Regions from separate parts of the Homo sapiens genome. Here region 1 is linked to region 2. Evidence: chromatin loops called from intact Hi-C (ENCODE). Cell type or tissue: HepG2. All regions are shown on one strand. Links, peaks and the distances in the headings refer to the core of each region. The heading gives the core; the rest is flanking DNA.

Region 1 (9,187 bases), core at 398-8,397, 50 kb before region 2:
AAAAGAAGGGATAGTGAAAGCAGAGATTAGAGTGCTGTGGCCGTGAGCTGAAAAATGCCAGCAGCCTCTAGAGACTGGAAGATGAAAGGAATGGACTCTCCCCTAAGGCCTGCCAACATTTTGATTTTCACTCCATAAAACTCACTCTGGAGCGAAACCTTCAGAACTGTAAGATAAGACATTTGTGCTGTCTTAAGCCTCTGCATTTGTGCTAACTTTTTACAGCAGCCATAGGAAACTACAACAGGGAGCATACAGTCTCATGTTCAAATTCCAGCCCTGCTTCTTCCAAATGGATGATTGTAGGCATGCAGTTTAACATCCCTGTGTTGCCATTTCTCATCCACAGATTGAGAATTCTTTAGAGGGTTAGTTTAAAGGATTCAATGAGTACCTAGGTTTGTGCCCGAGATATGGGCAGGCTCACCCACTGCTCCTTGATGACACTGTATGTCAAGAGGCTTCAAGGGCAAACACCACCAAAATCCTCACTGGCTTATTTTAACTCAACAGGCTCTCACTGCTTCAGCAGCAGTGAGAGAAGAAAAAGCAGAGAGAGGGTAGAATAGAAAAAGAAACAGAAGAATATTTTCTGTGCCTTGCCTGGCTCTTTATGGCAGACAGTGCACACTTACGAATTCATTTCTCACCAAGCATGGCATCCTGTTATTTCCCTGCCATGCCCACCTTCAAAACATCTTGGCATTCACCTGAAATGGGTTCCCAGTTGATTACCCTGTTCTAACACTTCTCCGTGTAATCTTCCCATAGTCACCACTAAGCACCACATATAACTTCACTGAAAAAATTGCACAGATCAGCCAGGAATCCCTAACTGGCACCCATATACAACTTGTACTACCTTAAATCAAAAGTGGGAATATATTGACCCACAAAAATAGAAAGGGAAGTTCCAGGTTCCTGCTAGACATCAGGAGCTTCGAATTAAACACACCTAAAATATGCCCTGGGTTTTGTCTGTGAAGGTTTTTTGTTTTTTTTTTTTTTGTCTTTTGTGGTTTTTTTTAATGCAAAATATAAAATGCTGGCTTGGGAAGAAGATTCTCTTCCAAATCTTGAACACAAAATCTTCAAATGGTTAGTGATACAAATATGGCAACTGAGATACATCCTCCTTATAGCAAATGCTAATGTCTTGTATACATCATTGCCCTTAACCTTCTCACCACCCCAGTGAGTATAAATTTTTAACTCCATTTATCAATGGGCTCAGAGAGGTCAATCAATAACACACAGGGAGGAAAGGGGACACGATTGGAACCAAAGCCAGAGCTCTTAACCTCCATGCTGTAGAACGGGAAGGACAAGCTAAAAAGAAACCATCCACGGTTGATAGTTTCTGCCATGCAGAGGTAGCACTTGGAATTGTGTTGAAAAGTATAGATAGTGGCGTTACGACACTGGCATTACAAAGGGAAACACACTTGGGGGAAGCCTGCTTCCAATCTGTGGTAATAAACATGCCTAACCAATTTATGGATGATTAAGGTGGCTCCTGGACCCTGCATTAAATAATTTTGGTGACATAGTTATTATTCCCTTTGTCTTGCCCAATTAATCTACTTGCAAAAGATCTTGCTTTGGTTTTTAATACCTCTCTACAAGTGGCTCATCTTCCATTTGCCCAAAGAGAACACAAGCATTGGGCTTAGAGTATTCTCTGGTAATAATAGCTACATGGAATTACTATAGTTCTATTTTCTTTGTATATAGGTTTATCTTCATCTATATGTGGCAAATCATATTGATCTTCCCTTTACGATGGAAATAGAACATTTCCTTTTAAAACAAAGTTAATGAATCTATGAATTGATTTAAAGAAAAATTTCAACATTAATTAGATCTTCAATATTTTAAATATTAATAATAATAGGGGCACATTGTGAAGGTGGGGAAAGATTGACAGAAGTTTGAAAAAGAGCATCCTGGCTGATCTGATAGAAGGTCAGTGTTGTGGAATCAATGTGTCCCCCCAAACTCATATTTGGAAACCCTAATCTCCAAGGTGATATTATTAGGAGGGGGAGCCTTTAGGAGGTACTTCAGTCATGAGAGTGGAACCCTCATGAATGAGACTGGTGGACTTGTCAGAAGAGGCTGAAGAAAGATGATCTCTTCCTCTGTCATGTAAGGACATAGCAGGAAGGTCGCTATCTGTCAATCAGAAAGATTATTTATAGGAAAATTTATTTACTTATATAAATAAATAAAAATGGATTTATTTATATAAATAAAATGTGTTTATGTGAATAAATATAATGTATTTATATAAATAAATAAAATGTATTCATTCATATAAATAAATACAAATGTTTTTACATACGTCTTTCAAAATACACCACCTGCTTTAATACGGCACTTATAGAAGAGTTAACTGGGTTAAATGGTGAAACCCCAACTACCTGTAAAATTTAGCTGTCTCAACAAGCTCATGCAGCCAGGGTCCTAGATGGTATTTGTCAGGCAAACACATCACACCACTAACTGATGAGGCAAGAGGTACAGAAGCAACAGACAGTGTCCTATGTACCTTTGCAAAAGCGCAGCTCCCTCTAAATGGTGGTCATGCTGGGGTGCTGGGGTGCTGGGGTGCTGGGGTAGGTGGTAAGAAAGTAACAATTAACTGGTTTTCTTACCTAATGCTGAACAGTTAATGGTTTAGACTCTTTGAATGGGCAGTTATCCACTGTTGTATAACAAATTATCCCAAAACTAAGTGGGCTGAAACAATAATTAACTTTTATTATCTCGCACAAGAATTTCTGTGGTGCAGAAACTTGTGAGCAGCTTAGCTCGGTGGTTCTAGATAGGGGCTCAAATAAAGTTCCAGTCAAGATTGCAGCAAAGGCTGCAATCACCTCAAGGCTTAACTAGGGCTGCAGAATCAACTTCGAACGTGGTTCACTCACATGGCTGTTGGCAGGAGGCTCAGTTCTTCTACACGGGTATGCTTGAGTATCCTCCCAACATGGCAGCTGGCTTTTCCTAGAGTGAATGATCCACATCAGTAAGGCAGAAGCCTCAATATTTTTATGGTCTAGCCTCGTAAGTCACATGCTCTGATGTCTGCAATACCCTATCGATTATACAGGTCAGTAGTATTAGGTGTCCGAGAAGACTATGCTGAGACATGGCTACCAAGAACTGAGAATCACCAGAGGCCACATTCCCCAACTTAGGTTTGATTCTTTGTCCACCACCTTAAAATTAGATATGGTAGTTGCTTAATGGTAGTTTAACGGAAGAATGAATGAACAAACAGGGTGAAACAAAGGAGTGTAAAAATGCTAGAATTTACCCAATCAGTACACAGCGTCAGTAACCAATGAAACTCTCATAGGAATATCAATAAAGCATTCTCAGAACACTAAAAATAATTCCTTCTTCCAACTTTTCTCGTGTTTTTCAGTGTGTTCTGGCTAAAGTCCATCTCCTCATGGTCTAAGGTAAACTATTGCCTAATCAATCTTTTTCTGGAATCCCAGACTGAGGGAGCTTCAGAGCTTCCTGAATAATGTTTAAGAGTCCTCTGGAGTTCTGTCCTATCTCAACCGCCTTCACCCTGGCTCCCAAAGCTGCTCATTTTATTGATTTTTTTTTGTTTGTTTCAAATACACATTAGATAAACCCAGTTTTGACAGTGAACAAAACTGTCTGCCAACATGACATCTACTTCTGCCACTTTAAGCAACAGGGCCAGCTGGAAAGGGAGAAAAAGCGTATGTGTCAAAGATCCCTATTAGCCAGAGGCAGTACATACTAGAAATTCAAGTCTCTAGGATCCCCGTTCGTGTTTTATATACTCTCTCCTCCCCTTTCCATCATTCTTCCCTTTTTCAAATAAAAGACTGAAGATGGGGTGAATTCTGAGCCTTCTCATGCCTCAGAGTTCATACATGAGGCCTTGTCTCCAAGAGACTTGGTCATACAAGCAAAAAGCCATCATTTCTTACAGGCCTCTGATTTGCCAGAAAACTGTCTCCTTGGCATATGTTCTTCTCATCATAGCGTCCTGACAAAAATCCTATGAAGTTACAGTAATTCTTGATATGACTGGTGCATAGAGGAGGAGAAAAATCTGGGGTGGTTACTTGTAGACCCAAAGCTATTAAATGGCGAAAGTGAGAGTGGAACCAGGTATGTTTTTGTAATTATCCCCATGCCCCTTTTCAGGAATAATATTCGGCATATTTAATAGCGGGTACTGAACTATCAAAATGGGTATTTGTCACATGGCCCTGGTGCAGGGTCCTGAGGCTTCCTCTCCCCAACCAAGGCAGGTGATGTTCCTCCAGGTGACAAATCACACAGGAATCCCAGTGGGTGTGTGGCACTGAGAGGCTTCGGGCAGGGCTATTTACTAAATAATGTAGAATTATTTGATATTACAACACCAGGATACAGCCACTCTGGCAGGTACTGACTCAAGAACATCTTTGTTCCTCCCTCATCATCATGCAGCCTTAAATTAATCAGTATCACAAGACCCCATCATCCCAACATGTAATATCATGGTCCAGGGGAATAGCAACAAGGCCTGCTTTACCTGGACCAGGAGTCCTGGGCTACCCACTGCATTTTCTATATTGCCTTCTCGAAATGTACAAGACATTCTCCAATTCCTGGAATTAAATCCTTCAAGGAAGAGAGTCTCTTTTTTCCGGTGTTTTCTTTTTCTTTTTTTTTTTTTGATGAAACTTTTTTTTTTCCTTTCACTTTAAGTTCTGGGATACATGTGCAGAACATGCAGCCTTGTTACATAGGTGTACATGTGCCATGGTGGTTTGCTGCACCTATCAACCCGTCATCTAGGTTTTAAGCCCCGCATGCATTAGATATGTGTCCTAATGCTCTCCCTCCCCTTTCCCCCTACCCCCAGACAGGCCCCGGTGTGTGATGTTCCCCCCTCCCGTTGTCCACGTGTTCTCATTGTTCAACTCCTGTGTATTCTTTTAATAGTATAAATGGCTGGCTCTTTGTGGACAGCATTCTCTTCCCTGGGGACAGCAGTACCACCCCTGCAGATAATGGACAGTGCAGGACACAGCACAGACTGTGAGTAAGTTATCACCCACCAGCTGAGGTAGTACAGCTCCCAGGCCCAACCGTGCAGATCTATAAGTAGAGGCCTTAGAGGTCATCTCATTCACACTGTCAAACTCAGCAACTCTGGTGATGGAGAAGAAATCTTTTTTTCTTATTTCAAGAAAACCAAATAAATGCACTGCATAACCAAAGCCATGCCTTTATTTGTGTCAAGGCTGTACTTGCTAATTAAAATGCCCAGTTTCCATGCTTTTTTTATATAATTAAAACATCCAAAGACTGCAACTGGTTGATAAATGAGAAAATGAATTTTTATTTAATAAATACCATTTATTTGGAGAGAAAAACAAAAACAAAAAACCTTAAGAGCAGGAAATCCAGGAAGGTGAGGAAAAGAAAGCGGTAGGTACTAAGAGAACATTGGCTTTCAAATCCGGTGCCAAACTCTTCAAAACCCTGATCTACAAATTCATAATGACCTAGTCATTCATTCATTCACCAGTTCAATAATAAGACACAGGTACATACTAACTTGCACACTGACCTTAGGCTGTCTGAAATCAGCCTGAATGCCTTCTTCCTGAAACTCACTGATTGCTCATCAGTGGCCCTTAAGGAAGAAGGAAGCAAGAATCTCAGGAAGAGAAGTGAGGCATCCTAAAGTCCATCCTCACCGAGTGAAGACAGAGAAGATGGCATCCCCAGGGACCAAGTTCTCTAGAGAAAGAGCTGCCACAGAGCAAAAGAGAAATGCCTGGCGGAATCCATTTATAATCACAATCTAATAATACTTAGCAATGCCCAATGGGATAAGCCTAAAGAAAATTATGAGAGTAATTACAAGAGTTCACATTAATGATAATTTAATAATCATTCTCTTTGGCATATCTCTTTTCTTGAGATGGATAAATTGGATTGTGTTAGACAGAATTCCCCTGTTTCTGCCACTTAAAAGTCATGTGACCTTGGAATAGCCTCTTCAATTCTATGCTTCCTTAAATTTATATATACATATACATATACATATATATATATATATATATATATATATATTTTTTTTTTTTTTTTTTTTTTTTTGATATAGGGTCTTGCCCTGTCACCCAGGCTTGACTGCAGTGGTGTGATCTTTGCTCACTACAGCCTTGACTTCCCAGGCTCAAGCAATCCTCCCACCTCAGCCTCCTGAGTACCTGGGACTACAGGTACATACCACAATGCCCAGCTAATTTCTGTTTATGTTTTGTAGAGATGGGATTTCATGATGTTAGCCAGGCTGGTCGCAAACTCCTGGGCTCAAGCAAACTACCTGCCTTGGCCTCCCAATGTGATGGGATTACAGGCATGAGCCACTGCACCTGGGCAAGTTTTATTTAAGAAGGCTATAATGCACTAAAACTCTGCAGTAATATTTGCTGCAACAAAGAAAACTGAGAAGTATCTTAAGACACAGGGGTGACTGGTCCTCCCAACCCCAATACTCTTCTTACTCATTGTCTTTGTACCTGGATAATGAAATGAGAGTTGCCTAAGAGGTTCTTTCTTTCTTTTTTCTTTTTTTTTGAGACGGAGTCTCACTCTGTCGCTCAGGCTGGAGTCTGTCGCCCAGGCTGGAGGGTAGTGGTGTAATCTCGGCTCACTGCAAGCTCCGCCTCCCGGATTCACACCATTATCCTGTCTCAGCCTCCAGAGTAGCTGGGATTACAGGCGCCTGCCCCCACGCCCGGCTAATTTTGTTTTTGTATTATTAGTAGAGACGGGGTTTCACCATGTTAGCCAGGATGGTCTCCATCTCCTGACCTCAGGTGATCCACCCGCCTCGGCCTCCCAAAGTGCTGGGATTATAGGCGTGAGCTACCGTGCCCAGCCCTAAGAGATTACTGAAATCACTGCCTCTATCCTGGAAGAACCAGGCAGACAAACGGCCTAGAATTATCCCCACTGATATTTAAGCTGGAGTGTGCCGTTGCTGCTGGTGGCACCCAGCCAAGATGGGACCAGGACAGATTTAGATCAGGAAGCCTGACTCCTGGAATTCCTGGCCAGCTAGGTAAGGCGGCTCGCCAGGCCATTTAAGTAATTATGTGATTAAATTTATTGGAGACTACTTATTACATAAAGTTGTGGTGAAGATTAAAGAAGACAGGGCATATAAACTCATTAGCACAAAGCAGGGCTCCATAAATGCTAAACCACTCTCAGGGGAAAACAGAAGACAAATGTTTATCTTAAAGAATTTTATCATGATTTGAAAGTGAGTTTAAAAATCTGCTGAACCTGTTAGCTAAATCATATTAGAAAGAATATTCTTGGCCAGGCATGGTGGCTCACACCTGTAATCTCAGCACTTTGGGAAGCCTGAGGTCAGGAGTTAGAAACTAGCCTGGCCAACAGGGCGAAATCCCGTGTCTACTAAAAATACAAAAATTAGCCAGGTGTGGTGGTGTGTGCCTGTAATCCCAGCTACTCAGAAGGCTGAGGCAGAAGAATCGCTTGAACCCAGGAGGCAGAGGTTGCAGTAAGCTGAGATCGCATCACTGTACTCTAGCCTGGGCAACAGAGTGTGAGACTCCGTCAAAAACAAAAAGGAAAGAAAGAATATCTTTGTTTTAACCTGATAGTCTCTAACACTGACAGACAAAATATTAAAGAACATTTACCAATATTTCAAGTCACTCAACTACTTAAAGGTATATTTTCAGTACGCATCGAAGTGAATCACTCAAAAGCAGACATTGTACAAGAGATACTCTTTTATGGATTGAGACAACTGACTGATTATTTAAAACAAAGACAAAGTTTTACCAATGTTAGAATTTATGTTCACTTCTGTGAGTGAATTTTGTGTCGTCTCTCTCCTCATCCTCCTCCTTATTTAAAGAAAAATGCCAATTCTCTTTAGAAGTATTGTGGCAGCCCACTTCCACGTGGAGGCACCAGAAGAAAGACACAGTTGGGTTATTCATTTTCATCTGGGTGACCACTCTGCCTCCAGTCTTACTCTAAAATGGGAATTAATTTCTTTCTTACCTTCCCTCCCTCCTTCCTTTCTTTTTCTAGAAAATCCTTTCTCTTCCTTTTCTCTCTCTCTCTTTCCCTCCCTCCCTCCTTCTTCCCTTCCTCCTTCCTTCCTTCCTTTCCTTCTTTCATCACAACATGTCTACGTGTTGGTAAGGAACTGAACCTACGTATTTTTTAACTCTGCAGAAATGGCTTTCTTGGAGTATTGTTTAATATCAAACTCTATTTTTGTATCTACATAAATATAAGGCATGCATGACTGATGGAAGAATGTTTTGTTATTTTTAGTAAACTGTTTTAAAATGCTGTATCACCTTGTCTTTTTATATGAGTTTTGGGTCTTTACATGTATATTTATATACAAACATATGCATATATATATATATATATATATATATAAAATCTGATAAATATATATATAATCTGATAAATATATATATATATAATCTGATAAATTCTTACAGTTATGTTGCAGGACAGAGGTGTGTTACTATACACCTCTGTTTCTTTTTTTTGGTTGAAAACTCTTTGCTTTTGACTCCCAGGAAACCCAGCTAAATTTAATGCTAGATGTCAGAAATAATTCATAAAGTTTCCAGGTATATTTATCTCATATCTTCTTCTAACTAATTTCTGATATGTAGTTCGAAACACAAATTAAATACATCTGTCTTTTATATGTAGTGTACTATTCCCTTTTGAGTCAAATTCTTTTTGGAAGTAGGAATGGTTTCAACTGTTTGAAACAGCACTCTTCTCTTTTCTCTGCAACCTTGTCCCTATGAAAAATAAATTGGAGATTTCTCAAAGGTCTAAAAATAGAATTACCATTTGACCTAGCAATCTTATTAGTGGGTATACATTCAAAGGAAAATAAATCACTCTACTAAAAAGACACCTGCACTCACGTTCTTGGCAGCACTACCCACAACAGCAAAGACATGGAATCATCCTAAGTGCCCATCAATGGTGGATTAGTTAAAGAAAATGTGGTACGTATACACCACGAAATACTACACAGCCATAAAAAAGAAGAAAATCATGTTCTTTGCAGCAACGTGGATACAGCTTGAAGCCATTATCCTGAGCGAATAAATGCAGA
Region 2 (9,187 bases), core at 640-8,639:
TGCCTGTAATCCCAGTTACTCGGGAGGCTCAGGCAGGAGAATCACTTGAACCCAGAAGACGGAGGTTGCAGTGAGCTGAGATCACACCACTGCACTCCAGCGTGGGTGACAGAGAGAGATTATCACAAAAAAAAAAAAAATGCTTACTGTTGCTTTGGAAGAAGAGGCCCCAACACAAAGCCAATTTCACATGCATCAGCAGACTTGGAATCACAGGGCAGTTGGTTTTCATTCCCTGTTAAAAGGCCTGAAATGTGAAGGTACCCACAGCACGCTCACCTGAAAACCCCTTAGCAGGGCAGTGCAGACAGGCAAGTGTTCAGGAAGATGTTCTAATGAAGAGAAGAGGCACACCGTCTATCAGATTGAGAGGGCCTGTGTCAGAGATGAACAGAATACCCTGGTAATATCCCAATCTCACCAAGGCTGATCTGACAGAGCCCGATTACTTGCAACAGGCTGGGCCCGCTACCCAGGCCCTGTGAACCGGAATGGCCGAGAATCGCGGGCTTTCCTTCAGCCAGACAACTCCAACAAGCTTCTCTCTGTGATCACTACGTAAGTTAAATGAGTTAATCTTGTTTTCCAGATGAACTGTTATTTTGTCTCCCGCAGGCAGAGATTACGGGATAAAAGCATTGTGTTAACAGGAGGGCTGGGGGCTTTCCAGAGCCACATTCCACACACACAGAACCCCTCTCTCCAGTTCTTCCTCCCATTTCTATTTTTTCATGGATTTAGAGAACGAGGAGGAGAGTAGGGAACTTCAAAATGACACGCAGGGCGATAAACCTTTCAGATGAATGATGTCACTTCATAAGGGGTCAGGGGGCCAATTTATTTTCACGTTTCGAAACATAGTTTATGAGCCTGATAAAATTTAAAACACTTCTAGGGCAAAATGGATGTGCAAGTGACACTGAGTTTTGAACTCTTTCCCTGCCTTCTTTTTATTTTTCTGACTTACTCTTGAAACACATCAGTCAACAACCAGCTTATACTGAGGGTCCTTTGCATACAAGCCCTTTGCTGGGCGCTGTGAAAAATAATTTTTTTATGGCCAACACCTGGTTTCTTCCCTCAAGGAGCCTTATGCCTCTGTCACTGATTTCAACGTCATGTATCTTTTTAATTTTTTAAAGCCATTTTGGAGTGCGGACAATAATAAACGCACTTGGAGGCAAAGCCACTGAACTCACTGGGTTCTAATCCCAGTGGTCCACCACAGTTCACTGTGAGGTCTTGAGCAAGTTACTTAACCTCTCTGACCCCTAGGTTTTTTAATCTGGAAAGGGGTAACAAGTACACCCAACTTTCAGGGCAGTTGTCATGATAAGCAACAGAGTATGCAAAGCTTTCAGCAGATGGTAAACGCTTGATACAGAGTCATTTCCCAAGGTAGTGTCAGAATCACAGGAGGAAAGATACCAAGACCCTGTGACACAGCAGGGCAGAAACAAAAAGATGTCACAGGTAGGTGCTACGTCTAGCAAATAAAAACACAGGATGCCGAGTAAAATTTGAGTTTCACATAAACAACAAATCATTTCTTAGAAGTATATCCCAAAGAAAATTTTTAGAGTATATGCTCCAAATACTGCATGGGATACATTTTTAAAAAATATGTTATTTACCTGAAATTCACATTTAACCAGGTGTCCTGTTTTTGTTTTTGTTGTTTTAAGACACAGGGTCTTGCTCTACCACTCTGGCTGGAATGCAATGGTGCAGTCATAGCTCACTGCAGCCTCAAATTCCTGGGCTCAGGTGATATTCCTGCCTCTGCCTCCCAAGGTGCTGGGATTATAAGTGTGAGCCACTGTAACAGGCCAGGTGTCCTGTATTCTATCTGACAATCCTAGCCATGGGATTTCAGGTCAGAAGACCAAAGATCAAGTGTTATTTACTATTCCATTAAAAGTAATGGCAAAAACCACGATTGCTTTTGCACCAACCGAATAGCATTGTGACTTGGGGACAGATACTTTATTTATTTATTTATTTATTTATTTATTTATTTATTTATTTATTTATATTTTTGAGACAGAGTCTCGCTCTCTAGCACAGGCTAGAGTGCAGTTCTCCTGCCTCAGCCTCCCAACTAGCTGGGACTACAGGTGTGCACCACCACACCAGGCTAATTTTTGTATTTTTAGTAGAGATGGGGTTTCACCATGTTGGCCAGGCTAGTCCTGAATGCCTGACCTCAAGTGATCCACCCGCCTTAGTCTCCCAAAGCCCTGGGATTACAGGCATGAGACACCATGCTGGGCCTTAAAAAGATTGAATACTGCAGATTTTGAGCATCTGTAGCCTTTATTTCTGACTTCGGTTCCTGATATGGCAAGAGAGAGCTCAGATGCACAGACTTTTCCAAAGCAAACCTTGCAGAATGAGCTGAGAAGGAAGCTATACCAACTAGCCCAAGAAGATGTCCAGAACCTCTGATGCTTGTGCATAAAAAGGAGCAATGCTCCTGGTGAGGTGGCACAGACAAGGACGCATGGCCAATGTCTTATACCTTGCACACTTCTTTCCCTATATTTAGTGGTTACACAATTGTTGAGAAATGTAGAGATTTTTGCATGTACGTTAACTTCTGCTTCTATAGCTTTTTAATATATCTGAGGAATTATTTTATTCCCAAAAGACTGATGGTGCTCTGATGGGAGTAAGGGGTGGTAAAAGAAGGTAGAAAAATAAAAATAAACCCTTTAACACTAAGATTATTTGAGTGATCAGAATCAACACTATAGGAAGGCTCTGTGATAACCTGGATGTCAATTATTCCAGCACTTTGTCCTTGAAGGGGAATACGTTCTTTTCTGCTTAAAATATTCCATGGTTTACATGGATCATGGTCTCCTTAGGCCTACTAGGCAACTGACTGATTCACTTCCAAAGGCAGTTTGTGCCAGGCATGACGGCTGATGCCTGTAATCCTAATACTTTGGGAGGCCGAGGCGGGAACACTGCTTGGGCCCAGAAGGTCAAGGCTGCAGCCAGCCAGGATTGCGTCAATTACACTCCAGACTGGGTGATAAAGTGAGATCTGTCTCCAAAAAAAAAGGTAGTTTGTATCCTGAGTCAGTTGCAAGGGTAGCTGTCAGGAAGAACCATCTGAGGTGCCAATTGCGTCAGTACCATGTGTACCCACAGGTCAAAAGGGAAACTGCAAGGATCGAGAAAGAGCAGCTGAAAGAGCCTTTCCTCTCCTGGATAAGTTTTCAATGTTGCCATAATTGGAAAAAAACTATTTTCTTGGGACCAATTACCAAGCCAGAGAGACTGCACCAAGTGTGCTGAGCTCTCTTGTTCCTGCCTGCAGCTTCTTTGTAGTTGACGAATGAAAGAATATAAAGGGAAATGAAAAGCTTCAAAAAGAGGAGAGGAAGAGCCCCAGGAAAGCAACAGAGATGGAGCTCTTGATTACAGAAAGAAATCTGAAATGGAATCGGGAAGGCTCAGGATGCCCCCAGAGAGATTCCTGGAGAAGGCATCTAATTTAACAGCAGAGAGAGAAGATGGCAAGGGTGCTTTAGCCTGGCTCTGGAAAGAAATAAGAGATGTGTTGAAGGATGTGTGTGAGACTGACAGACACAGACAGACAAAGTTTATATGGGTCAAATAAGGAAAAAGTGAATCTAAAAAGCTACACATATGCACGAAAACTGTTTTCTTTTTTGATATCCTTATTAAATAGGGGGCTTGATAAGATGGAAATGCCTTAATTAAGAATGATTTTTATAAACATGCTGTGATCACACTTGCCATCAAATATGGGTGAATTTAGTCAAAAAAAAAAAAAAAAAAAAACCTGCCATAACTCTGACTGGAGACAAAGTATGTGTCATTAGAATGAAAGCTTCTTGAGAATACACACCTATCTGAGTCACTGCTGTACGCACAGCATCTAAACCACGTTCCACACTCAAACATTCCTTAGTGTGTAAATAAACAGATGCTTATATCTAGCAGGTCATATTCCTTACTCAAGATACACTACCACCACCTTGTGGCAAAGTACCAGAATTGTAGGAATAGGAATAGGGTTTTTGTTTTATTCTTGTTTTTTCATTTTGTTTTCAATGTATGTGTGCACAAAAGCAGTATGTGCTCTGATGGTACATACAGCATTACACAAAGTCACCAAAGGCATAGAAAAGGAAGTAAAAAAGCAAATAAATAAATAAATAACTAAATAAACAGTTTTACATGGGTGATCATACAGCTACAACATCAGCTTTTCCCCAGTCCTTTTCTGTTACTTTAAGTATTTACTGCATGAAACCCTCCCAGAATTTTTAAGCTGCACCACTGCAGGCTAAGAGCAGAGCCAGCACTTCTTACATTAGCAAACGTGTGAGGCGAAGGGAGGTTTGATTGACAACTGACAAACTGATGACAGAACAAAGAAGGAGCCTCCACTTGGGAACACAACGCATTTTTACAGCCACTTTCGCCTTGGCTTGTTTTTATATTCTCCCCAAAGAAGTCCCTTTGACTCTCTTATGTGTTGTTTTGTGTTGTTTTTCATATAGACCATGTTGTCAGCTAGGTCCGGAAGCAACAATGAATATAAAGTACTGGGCAGGACAACATTTGATAAATGTAAACAATATGCATAGAGAAAACCTCTCAGATGAAAAATCCACATACATTTTTAGCGGCCGTCAGACTGAATGCAAATGGCTTTGGAAAATATAAGTGGTTGGCTTTTTAATATCAAAGAAAATCACAGCCTTTTCTCTAACACTGAAAACACTGCGGCACTAAAAAGGAATAACTAACTCAATAAACCAGGCAGCTCATTTTCAGCATGCAAAAGTCATGGTCCTTGCCCTTACCTTAGAAGCAATGTTGCACTTCTAGAAATGTTAAATGGCGGACAGGTTAAGAAAACCAAGACTGTCGCTGGTTTTTAAGGCTTCCTCCTCTTTAAAAAAAAAAAAAACAAGTTGTATTTTAGAGGAAGAAGCAGCAATTAAAAAAAATAAAAGAGTTGGGGTGGCCCACAAAAGAAGCCACGTAATGTCAATGCTCTGAAACTGCTCAGCCTCAGTTGTTTTCCAAGTCAACATGCTGGCTGTCTTGCCTGAAAGAAAGGAGTCAACAGGGAGAAAATAATAGAGCATTTCCAGAATTCACCCAGCAGCTCGGAAAACTGTCTGCTTACTATTACACAGTTTTAACATGTCATAATCATTTTCACAGTAAAGATACCCTTCCTGCAGTTTAGACCAAGAATGCATGACTAATTTTAACCACTTGTGCAAATCTCCTAATGGAAATTTCAAACGGCTTTTATGGATTAGAGTTTCGTAAACTGTATGGAGAGCTGCAACAGATACTAAGTCTCGTTGTTGCTCATGTCAGCCCGTCAGTGCCTAATGAGTTACTGAAGATCCGTGGGCAATCATACACTACTTACAGAAACTATAATTCTTGTTGGCACTACATGTATTGTGCATTATATGTATAAAAGATAAAACCAAGCATTGTGAAAATGCAGATGAATGAGAAGGGAAGGGAGGTAGGTCATGTGCTGACATCTTAAGTTTCACCAGAACGTAGTCAAGATGAGGAAATTTTGGAGATACCCGCTATGGGATCCAAGTTGAGATCATCAAATGCTAAGGTAGGTTGCACTGTTTCCATTTTATAGACAGATGTTGAGGCTCAGAGAGGTTACATAGTTGCCACAGGGAACACAGCTGCTGGAGGTTAAAAAAAAAAAAAATCACAGCCTGCCCCTTTCCACCATGACGTGCTGGGTGGAACAACATCTAGTGAATTGAAACAGATGGCTGGGAGATTTAAGAATCAAGTTCACTTGGAGATGGATAGGGGTGATGGTTGCACAACAGGAATGCCCTTTTATGCCACTGAATTGTGCACTGAGAAATGGTTAAAATGATAAATATTATGGTATAAATCTTTTACCAAGTTTTTAAAAATAATAAGTTCCAAAACTCTTTCCCACTGAGAGATTGAGAAGATCAGAGTCATAGTTCAGAAAAATGTTCTGTCATACCCAGTTCTGTGCCCACAGCAGTACCAGCAACTCAGAGCATAAAAATCAAAATATTCTCCCTGTGAAGTCAAAATCAGTGAGGTAGTTGGAAACACATTTTGGGATATTCTTCCCAACCCAAGAAATTCAAGCATTTGAAATTTCCGAGTTACCCATCTTTTTTATGGTGATTCTTTCTTTTTCCAAAAAAAACCAAACAAACAAACAAAAAAAAACAAAAACAAAACAGCATCTCACTCTGTTGCCCAGGATGAAGTGTAGTGGTGAGACCAGGGCTCACTACAGCCTCAAACTCCTGGACTCAAGGGATCCTCCTGCTTCAGCCTCCCTCTGAGTAGCTGGAGCTACAGGTGCAAGCCACCATCCCCAGCTAATTAAAAAAAAAAATGTGTAGAGACAGAGTCTCTATGTTACCCACACTGGTCTTGAACTCCTGAGCTCATGCAATCCTCCCACCTCAGCCTCCCAAAATGCTGGAATGACAAGTAGGAGCCACCATGCCCGGCCTTAACTCCCATTTTGTTAGAAATTTTCACAGGAAAGATGGGAGAGAAGCTGACTTATGAGAGAAACAAGGTAGATGGGCTGCCGGGGTGAATGTGGGTAGTTATGACACACAGAGAAAAGAGACAGACTCTTGTCAGGAAGGAGCGGAGAAGAGAAGGAACATCATAAAAACTCACGACCACCCCTCCCTCTCTTGGCTCTTGATTTGCCTCCTGACTAAAAGCAAGGTCCCTGCAGCCCTCTACCTAACATCCCATCATCGGAGGAGCCTTCTCTGATCCCAACAAGCACTGCAAGATTCCATAATTACTTTTTAGATCAATTTTCTTAGGAAAGGGAGCGGAGAGTTATCCTATGATGATCTACAAGAGCAAGTGTGGGAGTTCTGGAAAAGGAGGAGAGCTCCCAAGGCATCTGTTTCCAGAAGCTCCTATATAATCCCCCTCTCCTGCAGTGAGCAAAGCAGGATTTAACAATGGTGGAAAAGGACAGTTGTTCCAGTTATGTGTTTCCCTCGACCCGCAGCACACAGAGCTTCTCCAAATACACATGCAAGAGGTGTGCAGACAAATCTGCTTCCTCTGCGATCTTTCCATTCTCAATTCATGTTCTCTTTCTAACCTTTGGCTTTCTCCCTACCAGTTACATCATTTCTTTTTTTTTTTTTGTTCTTTTTTTTGAGACAGAGTCTTGCTCTGTTGCCCAGGCTGAAGTACAGTGGTGCAATCTCAGCTCACTACAACCTCCACCTCCCAGATTCAAGTGATTCTCCTGCCTCAGCCTCCCGAGCAAGCATTTGGGATTACAGACATGAGCCACTGTGCCTGGCTAATTTTTGTATTTTTAGTAGAGATGGGGTTTTATCATGTTGGCCAGGCTGGTCTCAAACTCCTGACCTCATGGGATCTGCCCACCTCAGCCTCACAAAGTACTGGGAATTACAGGCGTGAGCTACCATGCCCAGCCTGGTTACATCATTTCACCAGCTTCTCTGTCTACAAGAAAGCACTACTGGCTATTTCTTCCTTTTTATTTTATTTTATATTTTATTTTTGAGACAAAGTCTCACTCTGTCACCCAGGCTGGAGTATAGTGGAGTCATCACTGCTCACTGCCGCCTCGAGCTCCCAGTCTTAAGTGACTCTCCTGCCTCGGCCTCCGGAGTAGCTGACACTGCAGTTGCATGCCACCATGTCTTGAAAATAAATAAATATATATATATATATATATATAACTTTATAGATATAAATATAAAACTTTATATATATATAAAACTTCTGCATTATTTTATATATATATATATATATATATATATATATATATATAATTTTATGTAGCCCAGGCTAGTCTCCAACTCCTGGGCTCAAATGATCCTCCCATCTCGGCCTCCCAGTGTTCTGGGATTACAGGTATGAGTCACTTCACCAGGCTTCCTTTGCCTTTTATTACTGGGGCCTTTTCCCTTCTCACTCCATAGACTGCTTTACGCTGAGAGCTGCGCCATCATGGAGAGAAACTCAAGATGTGTCCCCAGATGGCAGCTCAGCAGACTGCATCTCAGAGCAAGGGCCCACTGCTTAACTGGGTCCCAAAGAACCCCTACTGCAGCTTCCCAGCTTTGAGGGCCTGCCTGGCACCTTTGCATGCTCCCTTCGAGCTCATAGACTCTTGGTTTCCAAGCTCTCCCTGCAGAGGAGAGGGAAAGAAGGAGTGTGGGGGAGGCAGGTGGGTGGAGGGAGAGGGAGATATATGTTGAGTATATCGGGGGGAGGCTGGGAAAAAGAGAAAAGTAGGGAGAGGGAGTAGAGACAGGTAGATAGAAGAGATAGAGGTAGAGAGAGGTAAGGGAGGAAGGCCTGGGTTCAAATTCCAGCACTGCCACCTATGTGGCCATCGGACCTTCAACCTCCTGTCAGATGGAGGGGGTGACTTCAGAAGATCAAAAAGAAGGTAAGTAGGCCAGGAACAGTGACTCAAGCCTGAAACGCCAGCACTATGGGAGGCCAAGGCAAGAGGATCACTTAAGCTTAGGAGTTTGAGATCAGCCCAGGAAACATAACAAGACCCTGTCTTAATACAGATATCCCTAGTTCTTTACATGTACATGTAAAGTAGATAACTAAATAACCACAGCAAATACCCACTGATACTCACTGCATGCCAGGTCCTGTTATAAGTGCTTTATGTATCATTATTTCATTCTCACAGCTACCTTGTGAGGTAACTATCACTAGCCCACCTTTAAAGAGGAGAAGATTAAGCACAGAGAGGTTGAAAAACGTGCCCAAGATCACACATCTACATCTGGCAGACCCTGGATTCAAACCTAGGCAGCCTAGCTCCAGGACATTGTACTTCCTTCCCCCTACAACACCCACTGAGAGCCCTCAATAAATATCAATTTCTTGCCCTCTGCCTTTTGAGATGATTTTCACCATAGCCCTTTGGGTTGGTTTTCAATAAACCTCAATCCTCTGGGTGTTGTGCTATTCAGCTTTCTTCCATTAGTTGGAAATCATTCAATAAATATTCACTAAGCACCCGCTCAGTGCCAAGCACCATGCTAGCGATGGCTGTTCCTCCAATCCCTGGTTCTAGAGGCTGTGGCCAACAAGACTATGAGGTGGCCACAGGCTCACTGCAGGC

Evidence for each region. Hi-C counts contacts between places; a loop is a spot of excess contacts. Peaks named below come from ENCODE experiments on the same cell type or tissue, not always from the same donor. Only the 100,000 strongest peaks of a DNase experiment are listed, where the experiment ranks them.
Region 1: a loop joins it to region 2, with 6 times the contacts of the local background. A loop is called at or near these places in 5 of 110 quality-filtered maps.

What each region holds. Positions count from the first base shown.
Region 1 is chr16:78,750,759-78,759,945 of GRCh38, reverse strand. All of the region lies in intron 8 of WWOX (WW domain containing oxidoreductase), which reads right to left. Among named protein-coding and RNA genes, the nearest start is that of WWOX-AS2, 260 kb to the right of the region's middle. In HepG2, for the core only: no CTCF peak of the experiment used is centred there; a DNase peak (open chromatin) is centred at 3,545; H3K4me3 peaks cover 495 bases.
Region 2 is chr16:78,700,688-78,709,874 of GRCh38, reverse strand. All of the region lies in intron 8 of WWOX (WW domain containing oxidoreductase), which reads right to left. Among named protein-coding and RNA genes, the nearest start is that of WWOX-AS2, 210 kb to the right of the region's middle. In HepG2, for the core only: a CTCF peak has its summit at 4,004 (motif pointing left); a DNase peak (open chromatin) is centred at 3,944.